Regions from separate parts of the Homo sapiens genome. Here region 2 is linked to region 1. Evidence: chromatin contacts called from ENCODE Hi-C data. All regions are on one chromosome and are shown on one strand. The core of a region is the stretch at or near the end of the contact, and the rest is flanking DNA. Distances in the headings are between cores, read along the strand shown.

What was found. A loop is a pair of places that touch in the nucleus more often than their neighbours do. Pooled maps may share reads with other maps.
Region 2: a pooled map shows a loop between it and region 1 (3-fold over the local background). The contact joins two enhancer-like sites. A Hi-C loop is called at or near these places in 3 of 37 single-sample maps with no recorded cell type and 4 of 50 pooled maps.

Annotation. Positions count from the first base shown.
Region 1 is chr5:158,427,715-158,434,016 of GRCh38, forward strand. No RefSeq gene overlaps it. Among named protein-coding and RNA genes, the nearest start is that of LINC02227, 21 kb to the left of the region's middle. Within about 2 kb of position 3,762, at least 7 of the 41 ENCODE cell types and tissues checked have a DNase peak (open chromatin) inside an H3K27ac peak, as active enhancers do.
Region 2 is chr5:158,954,362-158,960,663 of GRCh38, forward strand. The region is part of intron 6 of EBF1 (EBF transcription factor 1); the gene reads right to left. Among named protein-coding and RNA genes, the nearest start is that of EBF1, 140 kb to the right of the region's middle. RefSeq lists enhancers at 3,459-4,321, 4,050-4,119, 4,150-4,199. Within about 2 kb of position 4,035, at least 5 of the 41 ENCODE cell types and tissues checked have a DNase peak (open chromatin) inside an H3K27ac peak, as active enhancers do.

The DNA of each region.
Region 1 (6,302 bases), core at 2,512-5,011:
AACTGGAATCTCTCTGTATCATACCTCAATTAATTTTTGATTGAAATTAGTAAAATTTTAACTCAATCTAACCTAAATGATAAGTGTACTTTATTGGTTCATGAACATGAAAAGTCCAGAGTAAGGACTTGCTTCAGGTGAGGACTGATCCAGCAGCTCAAATCATGCCACCAGAGTTCCTGTTTCTCTCTGTCTTTCTGGTCTACCTTCTACTGTGACATCTTAATCCTAAAACTGGATCTTTTCATATTGAAAACATTTCTGCCAGCAGCTTCTGGTGTATCTGTTTCCTTAGTCACATGCTACAGAAATGGGAATATATTTTTGTCCCAGTGTTCTCAGAAAAATCCAGAGAATTGTTCTTAGACCAGCTCAGGTTATTTGCTTAACCTGAACTAATCATGGTGGCCAGGCAGATGGGGTGCTCAGGTAGGCTTAGTCATAATCACATCTTCTAATGCTGGAGGTCAGAATGGAGTTGATTCTTTAGGGAAATTGAAGCTGTTGGAATGGGGAGGAGAGGAAATGTTACATAAGGCGACAACCAACACAGGACCAGTGAAGGTCCTCTGCATTCGCTAGTGAGCAATTTGTGCAGGTTGTATGGCACAGCAAAATTAAGAATTCTTCCTGTACCCATACAAGTCACCTCTGTTCCCCACCTGCCACCAGAGGATGTGCTGCCTCCTTGCCTTAGAAAGCTTGCAGAGAGCTAGACCCAGCATGCCTACATCCCTTATGCTCTTGGCTACTTCCAGACATGTTAGCTCTTCTGTCATTTGTCCTTTCATGTGCTCTCGTTCCATGCTTTACACCTGGCCAAACACCTTTCTTTTCTAATCCTTCCCACTATGCCCTCCAAAACTTCCACTGGATGAGTAACATACTGCCCTCCCTCCTCAACCTCTTCACATACTCAACCCCAGCCTCTTCATGAGTCCTTCTCACACCTTTGAGCTGAAACTGGCATCTCTGAAATTCTAGATGTGTATGTCTATATCCAAATATTTGTTCAAACTTTCCACTTGATGGTCCTAGAGACACCTACCACCCACCATCTTACAGATGAAATATTTACCTTCCTCAGACTCACTCCACTGCTGTGCTGACTTCAGTCAAAGTTCTCCATATATACACATATATATATATACACATATACATGAGTGTGTGTGTGTGTGTGTGTGTGTGTGTTTATGCACATCACATTTATATTCTGGACATAGATTATTTAATTGAACTCCAAGAAAAACACTAATTGGTAAGATTTTAAAACTATAATACTCTTGATATGCTTAAATTAATACTCATATTAATTACAAGAGCATTAACTTAAGAACATTAAATTCTTATGTCACAGCCAGGCGTGGTGGCTCACGCCTGTAATCCCAGCACTTTGGGAGGCCGAGGTGGGAGGATCACAAGGTCAGGAGATTGAGACCGTCCTGGCTAACACAGTGAAACCCCATCTCTACTAAAAATACAAAAAATAGCCAGGCATGGTGACGGGCACCTGTAGTCCCAGCTACTAGGGAGGCTGAGGCAGGAGAATGGCATAAACCTGGGGAACGGAGCTTGCAGTGAGCCAAGATAGCACCACTGCACCCCAGCCTGGGTGACAGATCGAGACTCCGTCTCAAAAAAAAAATTCTTATGTCATAAGTCAAGAGAGGATATTATCAGTATGTCTCAAGAAGTGATAGCATACATGCTCTGCAGGGTTTTAATAGATATGCTCAGAAGTGCTCCAAGCTAAAAGAGGCTGGGGACACTGGCTTAAACAACAGATTGTTTTGCTGCAGGACTTCTCCAGGCTTTAAATATGCTCATTCACACTGTGACTCTAGAAAACAGGAAAAAGTATGCAGCATTTTTAGACTTTTTTTTTAAACAATGGAACCTTCTCTCCCACTTCATCTACCTCCTCCCCTACACACACACACATACACCCACACACACGCACACACAATTAATTGTCTACAGAATAAACTTTGAGAAATACTTGCACTGGCTTGTCTGGTTCTCTTAAACAAATAGTATTCACCTTCTCCAAAACGTTTCATCCCAGTGATTAATAGTTTACTTCGTGTCTGAGATGAGTTTTACCGTCTTAGAAAGCCACATTCCTCAGATCTTAGAGGGAAATAAAATAAGGAAATTACCATCACATGAAGCAAACAGAAAACAGTTGGAATCATTTCAGCAGACCAGAGAAGAGGGTAGCAGACACTGTTGATACTACCCACCATCCATTCCTCCTTCCTTTTTCTTAGAGGAACCCTGACTTTGTTCAGGTATCAACCTCTCCCCCATGAAGACTTGTGCCTTGAAAAACTTGACCCCATCTCCAGCCCCAGAAGTGGGCCTGATTGGGTTACTAATAATCTCATTCCCCTTGTCTGTGATTAGTTCAGCAAGGGCACATGACCCAGTCCTGGTCAACATGTAAGAAGTCTGATTACCTTGAAGCCACCATGCTGTGAGGAAGCCCAAGATACACAGAGAGGTCATGTGTAGGGTCTCTGGGCATCAGTCCTAGCTGAAGGTCAGCCTTCACGTCATGCCAGCCTAGGCCTTGACATGTGAATGAGGAAGCTTCCAGATGATTTCAGCCCTAAGTTATTTTAGTGACCCTCAGCTGAATTATCCCAGCCTGCTGAGGTCCTGGACATTACAAAACAGAGATAAATCATCTCCACCATGTCTGGCCTGAATTCCTGACCCACGATATTTGCAAGCACAGTAAAATAGTGGTTGCTTTATGCCAGTCAGTTTTGGGGTAGTTTGTTATACAGCTATAAATAACTAGGACACCTGTCATTCTTAGTTTGGTTTCATAACTTAGTGGCTCATGGCCTAGGCCTCCTTTTTAAAACAAAAACAAAATTAAATAATTTTGAGAAGAGTTTAGATATTTTGTGATTCACCCTTTCCAACTCTGATGCAATTGGATACTCCCTGGTTGGAGATGGTGTTTGATATTTTTTCAGTTCAGTTTCCTCCATCTAGAATTCTGATATAGACATATAGATGCAGCTGTTGATACTCTGTATCTGAAAACTGATAGAATGTTCTGAAATTTAATTCCATTCTATTTTCTGTATATCTTTCTTGAGAGGTTTTAATTGTTAGGCAAATTTTAAACCAATTCTGTATAGAATGTATAACTAATTAAAGTCAAAGTAACTCTCGCACTTGAGTTTTGTATTTCATTGCCTTTGCCCTCCTACACTGTAGGAAACATTGAATAGCGCCAGGCTTTTGAGCATCTGGAAATCCTATACAATTCAGGCTGTGAATAAAAATATTCTACCATTTCCTGGCCATTTTGTTCTGTTAAATACCAAAATTGGGTTTATTCCTTTGTAAATGATGAAGAGGGGGCAGAAATGAATGTATATTTCTAAAAACATTTTTATGTTTTAGAAATGACCATACTGTTTCATAAAATAGCTCCACAAATTAAGTAATTTTGAAAATCTGTTTCTGACTAAAACCCAGTTCTAAAAATGAAAGCATTCATTGATTAATTCATGCATTCATTCAATAACTATTTATTGAGTATCCATTATGTGCTAACCATTATGTTGGGTAATGGGAATTCAGAGGTGAACAAACCCAAAGATTTCTCTTGGAGGAATTCTAAAGAGACATAGAAAATGTTTTCCTGGTGATTACCCTCCCTGAGCTTGGTTTCAGTCCCACTTCTGCAACAGCTGCAGAAGGTCTCAGAAGCACATTTGCAATATCTCCAGCTACTTTGTCACTGTTGGCAATAGGCAGGAAGAATCTTAGGTGGAGCTGTTCTTTTGCTAAATTAAACAATGATCAAAACTCTGCTCATTTTTTCCATCACTAAATGTCATCTAATTTCCCCTGGCTGTTAAGACAGTATGTGTGTGTGTGTGTGTGTGTGTGTGTGTGTGTCTGTGTGACAAATGCATAAAGGATCATACACACAGAAAAAAAAGCAAGTAAGAAAATATACTGGGTGAGGCATAATTTACCACACAGTTAAAAAACAATGTGTACTCAGCCCATAAAAGATATTTGCTACTTTAAGATGTTGCAATGGACATCTGTTGATTTGCCTGACCACCATATGTTACTTTTCCTAGTAACATCACCCTGTTTTTGTGTACAGAAACCAATTCTCACTCTGTGTTTTGAGTGTGGTGAACCCTACACCCCAGTTCTAGGAGTAGCCATGTGACATAAGCTGCCAATCACCATAGGACAATCCTCAGGCCACTATGATTGGCTTAGTGGCAACGACATGACTCAAGCTAGTCCAATGAGAGCTTACTCCAAGATCCTAAAACAGCCTGAATAGAGACACCTGGTCTTCCCAAGTTGCTCTGGGATTGTGACAGGATATGATGTATCCTTGGGGTTCCTGGCTGCCATCTTGCTATTACATGGGAAGATTTATCCAGAAAATGGAGCCAACTCAGGAGAAGGTAGATCTGAGATAAAGAGAGAAAATCACATCCCACAATATTTAAGCCATTTTGCCCAGACTGAAAATTTCTTAACATTTCTTTTTTTGCTGTTTTTTTTAATTAGCAAACCTGCCAGTTTTAGTAACTTCTGTTTCTCTAGATGTTTGCAAACTAACCAGTGTATATCTAGTACTTAAACATGCACTTTGCTTTAATAAGCTGCCTTTCAAGTCATTAGAGAAGGATTTAGAGGTTAAAGAATGATGTGGTAGGTAATTTATGTTTGAATCAACCTCCTCTTTTATAGACTATGTTAAAAAGTGCCTATAAATATTTCTTCTTGGCATCTTCAGCAATCTTAATGGGTTAAGTGCCCAGCATGTTCTACATGAGGTTCAATTCACAGTGATGTACCTGAGCAGGAATGGACTTCCCTCTTACTTACCATTTCCGTTCTCTTGTTTCCATCACTACCTCAAAGTCTGTCTCCTCTGCAGTTCAGGCAGTGTATCTCTGAGAAGGTCACTAAAATATATGTTCCTGGGCCAGGCGTGGTGGCTGTATCCCAGCACTCTGGGAGGCCAAGGCAGGTGGATCACCTGAGGTCGGGAGTTCAAGACCAGCCTGACCAACATGGAGAAACCCCATCTCTACTAAAAAATACAAAAATTAGCTGGGCATGATGGTGCATGCCTGTAATCCCAGCTACTCGGGAGGCTGAAGCAGGAGAATCACTTGAACTGGGGAGGCAGAGGTTGCGGTGAGCCGAGATGGCGCCATTGCACTCCAGCCTGGGCAACAAGAGCGAAATTCCATCTGTGTGTGTGTGTGTGTGTGTGTGTGTGTGTGTGTGTCTGTCTGTCTGTCTGTCTGTCTGTTCCTGGCCTTAAGCCCTTGCTCCCACTAGGGGCTTAAAGATTCTGATTCCTGTAAACCTAGGTGGGAATCCAGGAATACCCATTTTTTCACAAGCGACCCAATAATCTCACATGAGGTACTCCTTGTTAAGTACTGGTTTAAGGAATTAGAATCCTAAGGGAGAATGGCTGGAGGGATCTTTACGTATAATCTAGTATAGTCTTAACCTCCAATATTAATTTCAGAGGTTGAGACCCAGAAGTGAAAGTAAATGGTGTCAGCACTGGAATGCAAGTCTGTTAAATTTCTCCAAAACCCTTTCTACTGCACTTGTATGGTCTTCACATTCAAACCTGAAACAGAATGCAGTTGTGCTCTCCCCAATAGTCTGAACTCAATATTAAATTTTTAGAAAAAGAAAGAGGATGCAAGAATAATGTGAGACCTCTTAGCTGGTGGATAATGCTATCCTGATGTGGTCTCTGATCAGTTATTTTGCTTATAGGACAGAGAACATCTGTAATGATAACCTGGCTGCAATTTACTGAGAATATAATATGTGCTACGCACTGTACTCATAGATGTATTCTTTCTTTTAAAGTTCAATCGTGCCTAGAAAAGAGGCACTAGCACTGCCTCTGAATGTGAAAAGTGAAGTGAAGTAATTTGCCCCAAATCACTCAGCCAGGATGCAACTGTGATTTCAATCCCAATAGGCACTGGTAGCATGCCTTTCTCCCTCTCCTTTCTCTTTCTTCTCCTTTCTCTCCATCTCCTCCTCCTTCTCACCAAGGACTAGATCCATGACCTCAGCTGGCAAACCTACAAATATGGACGATTTGTCATAAGACAAGAGTGGCTGGCAGTGTACACCATCCCCATCTAGTACTTTAGAATGGAGTGAAAAGCTTTGTCTTTTCCAACAGAGCACATGTTCTAAAATAAAGCCTTGGAAAGTTCAGCTGCCTGGGGCATGTCAGAGATCATTGAGCTTGAATCTCTGGA
Region 2 (6,302 bases), core at 2,785-5,284, 530 kb after region 1:
CCAAATGTACTCTAGGCCTTGCAAACACATAATCCAGACAAACTGAATTAAATTGCAACCAGTTTATAATTAATTTGCTTTTGAAAGTTGTGCCATGAGAATAAATGTGCCAACAATTATTTGCAATGAATTGTTCTTAGGGTGCCCCCAACTTAATAATGCCTCTGTAAGCAAGAGAGGGTTTGGTATTGGTTACTTGTATTGGCATTGGCTTCTAACCTAATGAGGGGGTACGGAGAATTTAGAGACAGATTCCAGGAACCTTAACCTTTCTGTCAACCTAATGGAGTCTGTTACCAATGCGGTCAGTAGCGTGGCCCTGTGGCCTCCCTGACCTCAGATGCCAGCCTCACTCTGCCCAAGATGCTAAGATTAGAAACATATTTATCTCGCTGAGGCACTGCCTTTCTGGACACCATTTTGTAAGCACAAATATTCACGGGAAAGGTAAAAACAGTAAGAGACTAAGGCACTAATGCTTCATGTGAATTCATTTCTCATACCATTTTTCTCTAGGACTTACGGAGCCAAGCAAAGTGTGAGCCCTGAGTACATATGAACAAAAAACTAAAATAATGTAAAAAGAAGAAATAATCCTGAAACTTAACATGGAGTGTTATGTGCCAAGCATTTTTTTTCCCCACCAATCCTCAGGGGAAAAAAATTACAGAGAAGTAATTGGGCCGGGCGCAGTGGCTCACGCCTGTAATCCCAGCACTTTGGGAGGCCGAGGAGGGCGGATCACGAGGTCAGGAGTTCAAGACCAGCCTGGCCAACATGGTGAAACCCCATCTCTACTAAAAATACAAAAATCAGCCGGGAGTGGTGGCGGGCACCTGTAATCCCAGCTACTTGGGAGTCTGAGGCAAGAGAATCGCTTGAATCCGGGAGGCAGGGGTTGTAGTGAGCCGAGATTGCACCACTGCACTCCAGAATGGGCAACAAGAGCGAAACTCCATCTAAAAAAAAAAGAGAGAGAGAGAGAAGTAATTGCAGAGTAGATGTATATTAGAGGCCTCAGGACTTAGAGCTAAAAAACAGCAGACGCAGGATTCAAACTGAGGGCTAACTCAGCAGCCTGGGACCTCCACCTTCTGCTTTTCATATCAACAATGGCCATATCTCACTGCTCCTCTCTTTCCAGAGCACAGGGGCCAGAGTGAGACCTGGAATGTGACTGACTTTTAGACCAGAGCTGGACATCAAAATGAATTCCATCCCATTCTTAATTGTCACTTTGGAAGACTGCTTGAGAGCATTTGCAGCTCTTCTTGGAAATCCAGGCAGAATGTTTTGAGTTCATCTCAATATAGTAGTTCCCTTACAGGGACGCATCATTTCTGATCTAAAATGATCTTTAATCGACTGATGTTTTACACCAGCCTCGTTATCAAATTACTGCTGGCTGTTTCCGAAACTCAGATCAACCCTCAAAGAGTAGAAGTGTGCTACCATTGAGGGGAGTCACAAGAAGATGCTGCAGGTTCAGCCAGCAGCTGAAAGGAAGAGTAGCAAAGAGTTGCTTAGCAATGGCTTACCAAAGGAGGAGTACCTGCAGGCCATTGCTTTGTTTATGCAACAAATACTTATTTCTTACAGTTGTTACTTATTTGTTACAAGCTCCTGCTTGAATATGCCAGATACTGCATTAATTAAATAAATATAAATGTGTGTGTGTGTGTGTGTGTGTGTGTGTGTGTGTGTGTGTGTGTGTGTCTTTCAGATTTAGAAATTTGCCCAAGGTCACAAAGCTAATAAATGGCAAAGGCAAGATTTGAACCCATGTCAAACTCCAGCAACACACTCCAGTCCACAGTCTTGTAGTACCAAGGAGGCTTCTACTTTGGAGCGACACGGTGTGTCACAGGCTTTTCAGATCAAGTTCTATGCTGCAGTTTCCTTTCACTGAGATGCAGCCTAATGGTCTCTGAATGTTTTTCACCAGGAGGAGAATGAGAGCTGAGAGTAACTTTCCCTGAAAGGACATTTGTAACCATTAAAAGAAAGAGAACTCAAAAAGAAGTTCAAGAGGGTTTTCAAAACTGGACTTTTAACTGGAAGCTTAATTGCAGGATGTACCTTAGAATGCACGCACACATAGACACACACACACACACGCACACACACACACGCACGCACACTTTCAGATATTCCTTCTAAAATAGCTCTTGACAATTTGTTTCAAATCATGAAATCACGACCTTAAGGTCTTCCAAGTTATCTTCAACCATCCAAACAATTAATTCTTTGAGAAAGACATACTTACTAAAAGAAAAAAGAAGTTGAAAATATTGAAAATATTATAGAAAGGTTCCAATGGAATTAACCAGAAGAGAAGGTTCTAGATGTTAAGCATGTACTACCACTCCCACTACCTCTGCCACCAACACTTCTTTTTTTTTTTTTTTTTTTTTTGAGATGGAGTCTCGCTCTGTCGCCCAGGCTGGAGTGCAGTGGCGCGATCTGGGCTCACTGCAAACTCCACCTCCCGGGTTCACACCATTCTCCTGCCTCAGCCTCCGGAGTAGCTGGGACTACAGGCGCCTGCCACCACGCCCAGCTAATTTTTTGTATTTTTAGTAGAGACCGGGTTTCACCGTGTTAGCCAAGATGGTCTCGATCTCCTGACCCTGTGATCCACCTGTCTAGGCCTCCCAAAGTGCTGGGATTACAGGCGTGAGCCACACTTCTAATGAAAAATGCTAGCAGCTCCCAATTACTAAGAACTCTGTGCCAAGCTCTCTGCTGAGTGCTTTCTATACATTATACCATTCACTCTTCACAAGCGCCCTGTGAGATAGACATTATTATCCCCATTTTACAGATGAGAAAACTGAGGCTTCATAAATTTAAACATTACTTGAACAGCCAATAAAATTATAGATATTTACCAGACTTTTCTGTAAGGTATTATTAATACAATGGTAAGCACTGTCATGGATGCAAGAAAATACTGGAATTTAAATGACAAAGATTAAGTCACATAAGAAATGAAAATTGATGAGGCAGGTCTAAGCAGGAAGTCCCAAGAGGGCAGGAACCAAATCTGTTTTGTTGCAAATTAGGTCTGGCATAATATCTGGCCTATAGGAGATGCTGAATCAACAGTTGTAGCTAAATGTAGAAAACAATACGTAGCAAGTGAGTATATTAGAACTCTCTGAACATTTTATCTCCAGAGCACTTGGTTAATCAAGGTTCAAGAAAAAAATGGTCCCAACTCTGCCACTACCATTTCAAAGCTCCTTGACCCAGGGTGTTTCAGGTAAGCCATAGTTCCATGGCATGTGCCTCTTCTTTTTATTTGGGTCTGGCACCAGAGGCTGAATCAGAAAATCTCCATTTCCCTTTGTCCCTATTCTGCCATGGACGCTTCCTCTGCCAAACATTTCATAGTTCCTTTATGGCCGCATGATATTTTTCAAGGGAAATGATTGGCAAACAGCCAATACCCCTAATGCAGAAAAGATGCCAACATCACTCCCAGGTTTAAATACCTTCAAGGAGACCCTCAACTGAAGTGGTCCTTACAACCAATCTGACTTTTTTTCACTCTCTTTTTGTGGGAATATCTTTTACACGAGGCTTAGAGGGAAAAAGGAAAAAATAATAATAAGAAAACGTAAAGAAAAAGAAAACCTGCCTGAAATGAAAAATTCCAATCTTGCCTCTGTAAAAATCCTTCAAGCCCAGTCAGCTGCCCCTCCCCCTTGATCCAAGCCTCTGTGTTTCCCGGCAAAGAGGTTAGAAAGCTGTTGAAAAACATTCTCCTGCTGAATTGAGACTGACATCTGACAGAGCTCGGTGGTGTCCTAACTTGAGTGAATTTAAATGACAAGCTTGGCTTTATAAGTAAGGGATCCTCTTTTACAATAGAACAGCATGATTGCTTCATGGCAGAGGGGGAAAAGAGGGAGAATCAAAGTTTTCTTCAAATCCCCAGTGGTGCCATTGACCTGTCAGAAGGTTGTGACCCACTCCTGTTAATCCATGCAAATCAGATGCCTCCAATTTGCGGTGCTGATTGGAGTACCACACCTTTAAATTCAGGAAGCGGCCTTAGAGTGAGGTTCCGATCACAGAGTTCAGTTCACCTCTCATTTTTTTCTTCTTCAAAAACATGATGACAGCTGACTTCCTTCCCGCCCTGCCCTTACTCAGTCAGGGAAGACTGTCTGATGGTTTCCTGATTAGCATCAAGGCAAAAGCAGCATGTTTTTCATAGGCTATCGCTATTACCTAAATTATAGGCCTGTTGCTCTCAGCATTTTCCCCCCACAGACAGGTTAATATACACATCCCACTGGTATTATTGCTTTGCGAAGTCACCCAGTCATTTTTATGACATAGAGGGGAGAAGGCCTGGAATTCCCCGGAAGAGGCTTCAGATCCAGATGAGAGACTCTTACACAACCAGAAACGCCGTTTTCTAACCATCCCATTCAAAACTTAACAACACTTCCCACGTTCAATGCCATGTGCCGTGCATATTTTAAACCATGGGTAATTTCAAGCAGAAACATTCAGAAAAAGAAAATGAAAAGGCTGGTATTTTGGATATCAGGAATATGTGATTGCCCACACGATTCGCACATTACTCAAGTTGTCCCCAAGTCATCTTGAACTGGCTACTTAAACAATGTAAGTGACCAGAATTTTTGTGCATCATATCAAGGTAATTCAAAATTCTAGTGAGAGGAGGGATTATTTAAAGGACTTCAGTGAATTTGCATTTTCCAAAGCTTGGAAAATAACTTTCTTAAAGAACCCCTGAACCATTAACATATCTGAGGAATAAATAATTGTAATAACCATTTGCCCATATTTTAGAAAATATACTATTCCTAACACCAAAAAAAGATGCCAAACATAAAACAAATCGAAATAAACTAAAACAAAAATATAAAGAAAAACTCTAGCTCTACTTAAGAATTTTTTTTTTTTTTTTGAGACGGAGTCTTACTCTGTCACCCTAGTTGGAGTGCAGTGGCTTGATCTCAGCTCACTGCAACCTCTGTCTCCAGCGTTCAAGAGATTCTTCTGCCTCAGCCTCCTGAGTAGCTGGGATTACAGGAGTGTGCCACCACACCTGGAAGATTTTTGTATTTTTAGTAGAGATGGGGTTTCACCATGTTGACCAAGCTTGTCTGAATCTCCTGACCTCAGGCAATCTGTCTGCCTCGGCCTCCCAAAGTGCTGGGATTACCGGCCTGAGCCACCAGGCCTGTTCAAGAATTTTAAAGACATAAATAATATATAATTCTTTCAAAATAGGAAGACTTTTAAGACAAAAGAATATATATGTATGTATATATATATATACTTTCAAGATAGAAAGACTCAATTTAGTAGAGATGTCAACTTCCCTAGTCTTTAATACATTACTCAACTTTCTAAAGACATTATTTTAACCAAAAATATGATTCATTCATATACAAGAATAAATAAGCAATAATAGTCATGAAAATGGGGGATGATTATATAATTAAAACACATTATACAGCCATAGCAATTAAAATCATGCAGTAAGAGAATCAAACTAGATCGACCAATCAATGGAACAGAACAGAAAGCCATGTGCCTATATATCCCTAGTTAGGGTGGCTATTCAAAATAGCAGAATTGACACCTACATTGTCCCTGGAGCTCCAGTCTGGAAGACATAATACCACACTCACTCCTTTAAATGCACCAGAGAAGCCCCTTTAAATTGATAGAGAAGGGTCTGAACTGAGGGGGAAGGAAAGGAGGGGACACTTAGAGCAGCAGATATTTACCAATCAGCATGGAAGCATTTTAAGATTTTAATAAGGGCTATAGTCATATTGTAAGTATCAGTGGAATATCTACCCTATATTTACTGATAATAAATGAGGCATTCTAAATCATTAAGAGAAAGTGAGCTTATTCAAAAATTGCCACTTAAATAAATGTTATTCAGAAAAAAATTGCTGTATCTAATTTATTTCTAAAAATAAATTATAGAAACACTAAAGAGGTTACATGTAAAAAGTGAAATCAACAAAGAACTAAAAGAAAATATAGGTGAAGATTTATCTGACCCTAGAGTAAAGAAGACATTGTTAAGCACAAAGCAAAAGAAAGACTCTAAAACTGGAAATGATTAATAGACTTAAGTATATTAAAATTGTACATCTCTGTAAAAAAAAATTTAAATTGAAGGGCAAACTGGAGGAAAATGTTTGAAAAATGTTTTTAAAAAATAGGTTCTCTAATGGTTTTTAAATATATCCACAAATTCTTCAAGAGGTGGAACTTCGTTTCTCTCTCCTGAATGTGGG